2 separate regions of the Homo sapiens genome follow, and region 1 is linked to region 2. Evidence: chromatin loops called from intact Hi-C (ENCODE). Cell type or tissue: prostate gland. All regions are shown on one strand. Links, peaks and the distances in the headings refer to the core of each region. The heading gives the core; the rest is flanking DNA. Region 1 has its middle 29 kb from the start of KIF6. Region 2 overlaps KIF6 (kinesin family member 6).

Region 1 (2,927 bases), core at 207-2,706, 260 kb before region 2:
CTCAAGGGGAGGTATGGAAGAGGGTGAGGAATAAAACGCTACATATTGGGTACTGTGTACACTGCTTGAGAGATGGGTGCCCTAAAATCTCAGAATCCACCACTAAAGAACTCATCCATGTAACCAAAAAACCCTGTACCCCCAAAACTATTGAAATAAAAAAAATTTAAGTAAATAAATACATAAGTAAAAGAGCTAAGAAATTTAAAATGTTGGCTCTTCAAAAGACATTAATAGGAAAATGAAAATGCAAGTCACAGATACAGGAAAATATTGGGAAAGCATATAACTGATAAAGGATTTGTATCCCAAAAATATAAAAATCTTTATACTCAATAGTAACAGACAAACAACCTAATAAAAAAATAGCAAAATATACGAATAAATACCCACTAGAGAAGATAGATGGATGGTAGATTTCATGAAAAGATGTTCAACATCATTTGTCATTAGGGAAATAGAAATTAAATGATAATGAAATGCAATGGTACTCCTATTAGTACAGCTACTGTTAAAAAACAGACAATAACAAGTATGAATAAGGATGTGGAAAACTCGTACCTTAACACACTGCAGGTGGGAATATAAAATAATACTTCCAATTTGTAAAACAGTTTGGCAGTTTCTTAAAAAGTTAAACATACGTTTACCACATAAACCAGCAATTCCAGTCCAAGTTATCTATCCAAGAATAAGGAAGAAAACCTCTATCTACAGAAAGACTTGTATGAGAATGTTCATAGCCACATGAGTCATAATAGCCCACACTGGAAGCAACCCAAATGTCCACAGATAAGCAAAATGTGTTATAGCCATGCATGGAATACTGTCAACAATAAAAGGAAACAAACTATTGATATATGCAACAACATGGATGAATCTTAAAAACCTCATGGAAAGTGAAGAAACCAGACACAAAAGACTTTGTATTGTATGATTCCATTTGTATGAAATTTCCAGAAAAGGTAAAACTATAGAAACATATAAGTGGTTGCTTGGGACCAGGATGGTGTGCAAAGAGTCACCAGGGAAATTTTTGATGTAATGGGAGTGTTTTAAAACTGGATGATGGTTGCAAAACCACATGCATTTGTTAAGACACATCGAATAATATATTTAAAGTGTATGAATTTTATAGAATATAAATTAAACCTTAAAAAACTGTTAAAAAATAAAGAGCTAAGAAGACAAACACAATGGTATATAGCAACTGATTCAATCTGGAGAGTAAGGTTGAGGGAAACGTCAGGCATGATGCCAAGGTTTTTGGCTGGGGTCCAGTACGAAGGATGATGTTGTTACAAAATAATATTCGGAATATGAAGAAGAGCAGCTTTGGAGTTTAACTTTGGACATATTAACTTTGAGCTGGCTGTTGAGCACTCAAGTAGATATTTCCAGCAAAGAGTTGGATTGGATGGCCCAGAGGTCATGAAAGGGATAGGAGCTGGAAAGACATTTGAGAAGTATTCACTTTTAGGAGGTAGCTGAAGCTGCAAGGGAGGCTGAGGTCATCCAGGGAGAATGTGCAGTGTGAGAGATTCTAGTCAAGTTGAAATACAGTTTCAGATAATTAGGAGTAGCCTAATGAAAGCCGGCTTCCCTAGAGAGTATTTTACTATTTGTGTGGTGATAGGAGATAACTTCCCTGTATTTCATGTATTTTTCCTGTAGCTTAAGATCTTAGAAAATCTGTTTCAGGATCTCAGGCGAATTAGGTAGAGGTAATTTAATCCAGCCTGTATTGTCAAACATTTATTTTATGTCACATAACTGGAAGCTGAAATATAGCCGACTTAACAAACAATATCTGAGGATCTACTGTATGTAAGATAATGTACTAAACATTCTTAGGACTCTGAGGAAATTTAAGGCTCAGAAGCTGACTTCAAAAAATTTACAATCTGGTCCTATAGATTCTATACTTTTTCAGCATAAAGATTTTGAGGTGGGCAGGGAATGGTGGAAAAGAAACTAAAGAATTAATTGACCTATTAGGTTAAAGAAAAGTCTAGAAGGATCTGTTGGGTTGTCTCTATAAATAAGCCCTTAACTGGAGTAAATTTGAGGAAGTTATTCAGGCCAAAAACTTCTGTTTTGTTTCCAAAAAGTTTAGTTTATGTGGGTTTCTTTTTTAAGCTTGCATTGGTCATTTTATTTCAGATAAATTTTATCCTAGTTTTCCAAGAGGCATGGTAAGCCTTATTTTCAGAAGCCGTTAATACATTGTGCAATTCCTTGCAAAGATGGGTATGTTCCAGACAACAGAGTAATGAGGCAGCCCCGATGGCCCGTTAGTCAACAGCCTCCCTACATAGAAATTCAGATAGAGGAGCTTGAGCTGGGTCTGACAAGTGAGTTGAATTATGGAAAAGGAAGAAAGGCAGCCCTCTAACTCTGTGGCCAGAGAGAAGGAGCTTATTGGCTGAGATTGGCAAGTGGATAAGGAGGCCTTTGAAAACCAGTGAGGAGGATAAAAATAAGCAGACATTGGAAGTGAGGACACAGAGACAACATGTTCTGATGATACTGAGCAGTGGATGGCATCCCACTGTAGCATGTTAAGGAGACTACTGTGAAGACAACTGCAATCATGCTCCAGTGACCCCACGTGACTAGGTGAGAGAGGGCTGAAGTGAGCCATAGGTTTCACTGTCAGACAAGGGAAGGAACCCACTGTTGTCTGTGTTAGGTCTGTGTTGACTATAGCTAAGCTTAAATCAAAATGTTATCCTTCAAGTTTGCTCCCCCCAAAATGGTAAGCTCCTGTCAGAGGCATTTGAAAGAGTGCAACCCCATCTTGAATAGGGGGTGGGTAAAATGAGACTGAGACCTACTGGGCTGCATTCCCAGGAGGTTAGGCATTCTAAGTCACAGGATGAGATAGGAGGTTGGCACAAGGTATAAGTCACAAAGACCTTGCTGAT
Region 2 (2,927 bases), core at 131-2,630:
TTAGGGAGATATTCTAGAGGGAGATAAGGGAACTACGTAGACTGGTGTTTTCATCATGAGTTCTGTAGCTCAGCTGCATCTGAATCATTGGAAGAGTTATTATTTTTTTAATGTAGATTGTGCAGGATCCAGGAATTGGGAAGGAGGAAAAATTTTGGTCTCTGTATAGGCCCATGTTTCTCAAAGTGCCAAATCCCAAGCTGCATGCAGACAATTAGTGAACATGGGCCCCACTACAGGCAAACTGCATTTTTACAAGTTCTTTGTATGATTTTGATGCAACCTAAAGTTTGGGAATTATGGAATTCTCCTTTCTCTAAGACATCCTAGATTCCTAGTTTATAGGACAGAACGTTTCTTTAAAGATGAACAACAAGAATAAGTTTCCAAAATAATTAAGTTGGCTCTCTAGTTACCAATAGTTTATAATCTGTTTGTTAGATGTTCACTTACAGAAACATGAAGTGGAACAGAACAGGGGATGGACTGCAAGGTAAAGAGGACAAGGAGATGGAATCTGTCAGAACATTATAGAAAACTTAGGAAGCTTGAGTACTTCGTGATGGGGGGAGGGATGATAGGAGAGTGAAGAGTTGTCAAAAGCAACTTCAGTATTGTCCCTAGAGGTCTGGCCCCATCGAACCTCATGGGATCTGTCACTGTGGATGAAATTTCTCACGTTGTAATGTATGGACCAGGTTTGGGTTCTGAGCCTGCCTTAGACTGATGGTTAGGACCCCTGAACACTGGGCTTTGTGCTACAGTTGATTGATTGGTAAACACATGGAATCATCAATTTCTTCCTTTCCACACAAACCATCTGCCTAGGATCTTGGGAAGTTAAAAATAAGATCTGGTGAACCCAAGCGAGGGGTGCATCAGAAGCCTGAAACTCTTACGGCCTTCCCCAGACTTGGCTAATGACAAGGGACTTAAACAGCATTGACTTCTCTATTTGACAGCTATCCCAATCTTCATGCTGACAGATCTGTTTTTCTGGGATCTGGAAAGTCGTTTTTGAGCAGGAATAGAGGGTAGCAGTGTAACTCTAATTCAGTGCATTAGCCACATAATGCTGGGTGTTTATGTTGGACCAAATCCTGTTGCTGACATTTTGGCAGGCTGGCTCCTGTCACTGAAGAACTTACCGAAATTGCGAAAGAGAGTCTAATGTAGAACGAGCAGTTTTCCACTTTTAGTGGAGTCCAGCTGCTGCCCCACAGAGGAGCTGCACATGGCCACACGGCTCCTGCACTGAAGCCTGCCTGCAAAGGCGGGCAAGGCACCTAAATATAAAGTTGTAAAGCATCAGTGTGGAATCTTTCTTTTGTGACCCAAGCAATTAATCTAGCATGGTGGCAGTTTTGTAAATCTGTACAAGAGTTAGACGTTTTAAGTAACTTGATTAAGTGCTATAAATCAAAGTGGAATTCCTAAATTTGTTAATTTTGTGAAGGGTCTTGAAAATATAAAGATGAGTTCCTGAAGCATAAACTTATATTCACCCAGGATTTGCCTCATTTTAGTCATATAATAAGTTTACGAATTTATATTCATCATCCCTGGTTTGATGTGAAAATGTTGATAATTTACTATTATCAAGAGGCTTCTGTTGGCTTTAGACATTGAGTGTAATGGGGATTTCCCTGTAAACAAGATTTTCTCATAAAAATAGATGACCCTTACCCTACGACCATCTCAGGCTTGCAGATGGAGTTGGGGGGGTAGTCACTTTTCTCTAAACTTTATTCCCTCCAGTGAGGATGAGCAGGGAGAATAACAGTGTAGGGGCTGGACTCTGCCACTCAAGGAAAAAAGGAAGTTACTTATGCCCTCACAGGGGTACTGTGAGTCTTCAATGTGTTAATATTTAGTGTTAATATGAAGTGCCTAAAATAGTGGCTGAGCAGAATAAGTAGTCAAAAAACGTTAGCAATTCTATCACTGCCACTATTATGGGAGCCAATTGAGCCATTCGAAACTCAGTCTAGATTGGAAGGTTCTGCCTCCCCTGTTGACATCCATCCGTCCTGTGGTCATGTGGCAAATGAAGTGTGATGTGACAGTGAAATCTGAGGGACTTTAGGTAGATCTCTGTCGGTAGATAGTGGGCACTGGAGCCAAAACATAATGGGATGCCGATTATGTGGGATTCGAAGAAGCAGAGCAGGCAGTTTAGAGGTTTAATGTTAAGGGAAAGAAGAAAAACAGGCTGGCAGCTTGAGGAAAAGATAGAATTGAAGAAATGATTGGGATAGGGAGACTTTTGAAGATGTAGCTCAAGTTTCTCCAGACCACAGCAGCCTGAGATGAAATGGCTTTCACATTTGGCTCTCACTCTTCTTTCTTATTCTGGGGTCCCCAGGCCCCTGAAGGTATCCCCCTCCATTACTTTTCAGAGTTTTCAGAAAGCAGTTCACATTTATACATGACAAAGGGCTCCCTCCTCCATCCCCTCCCCCATCCGGAAGCTGTTTTTCTCCTCTCCATGAAGTATAGTCCTGGCAGAAACTCAGTGAGAGAGGGATTCTCTGATCAGAAAAGTTTGAGATGCAAAATACTACATCCTCCCCGTAAAAAAGTCATACTCTGCATAGATTGACCGAAAGGAAATTAATCTTTTTAATCCACCCATACAACTATTTGTTTTGTTTAATCCATCATTTTTCAGGCTTATTTGATCATAGCACCACCCCACCTCTTTTATTTGCGTAAAACCTTTAACCTTCCAGAGAATCACTGCTCTTTGCAATATACTATAAGGAAAGCTGGGATAAGGCAAGAGGTGGCCCCTGGGGAAAGAGGGACCACATATTAAGATGGCAATCGCCTCACCTACCCTCAGGGAGCTGATATCTCAAGCTAGGGTGGGGCTGGGAGAGCAGGATGCTGCTGAGGAAGTTCCCACTGAGCCCAATCCTGCTGCC

The links. Peaks named below come from ENCODE experiments on the same cell type or tissue, not always from the same donor. Only the 100,000 strongest peaks of a DNase experiment are listed, where the experiment ranks them.
Region 1: it touches region 2 in a loop (2.4-fold over the local background); 1 of 110 quality-filtered maps calls a loop at or near these places.

What each region holds. Positions count from the first base shown.
Region 1 is chr6:39,753,264-39,756,190 of GRCh38, reverse strand. No RefSeq gene overlaps it. Among named protein-coding and RNA genes, the nearest start is that of KIF6, 29 kb to the right of the region's middle. In prostate gland, for the core only: no CTCF peak of the experiment used is centred there; no DNase peak of the experiment used is centred there.
Region 2 is chr6:39,495,368-39,498,294 of GRCh38, reverse strand. The region is part of intron 13 of KIF6 (kinesin family member 6); the gene reads left to right. Among named protein-coding and RNA genes, the nearest start is that of KCNK16, 170 kb to the right of the region's middle. In prostate gland, for the core only: no CTCF peak of the experiment used is centred there; a DNase peak (open chromatin) is centred at 1,134.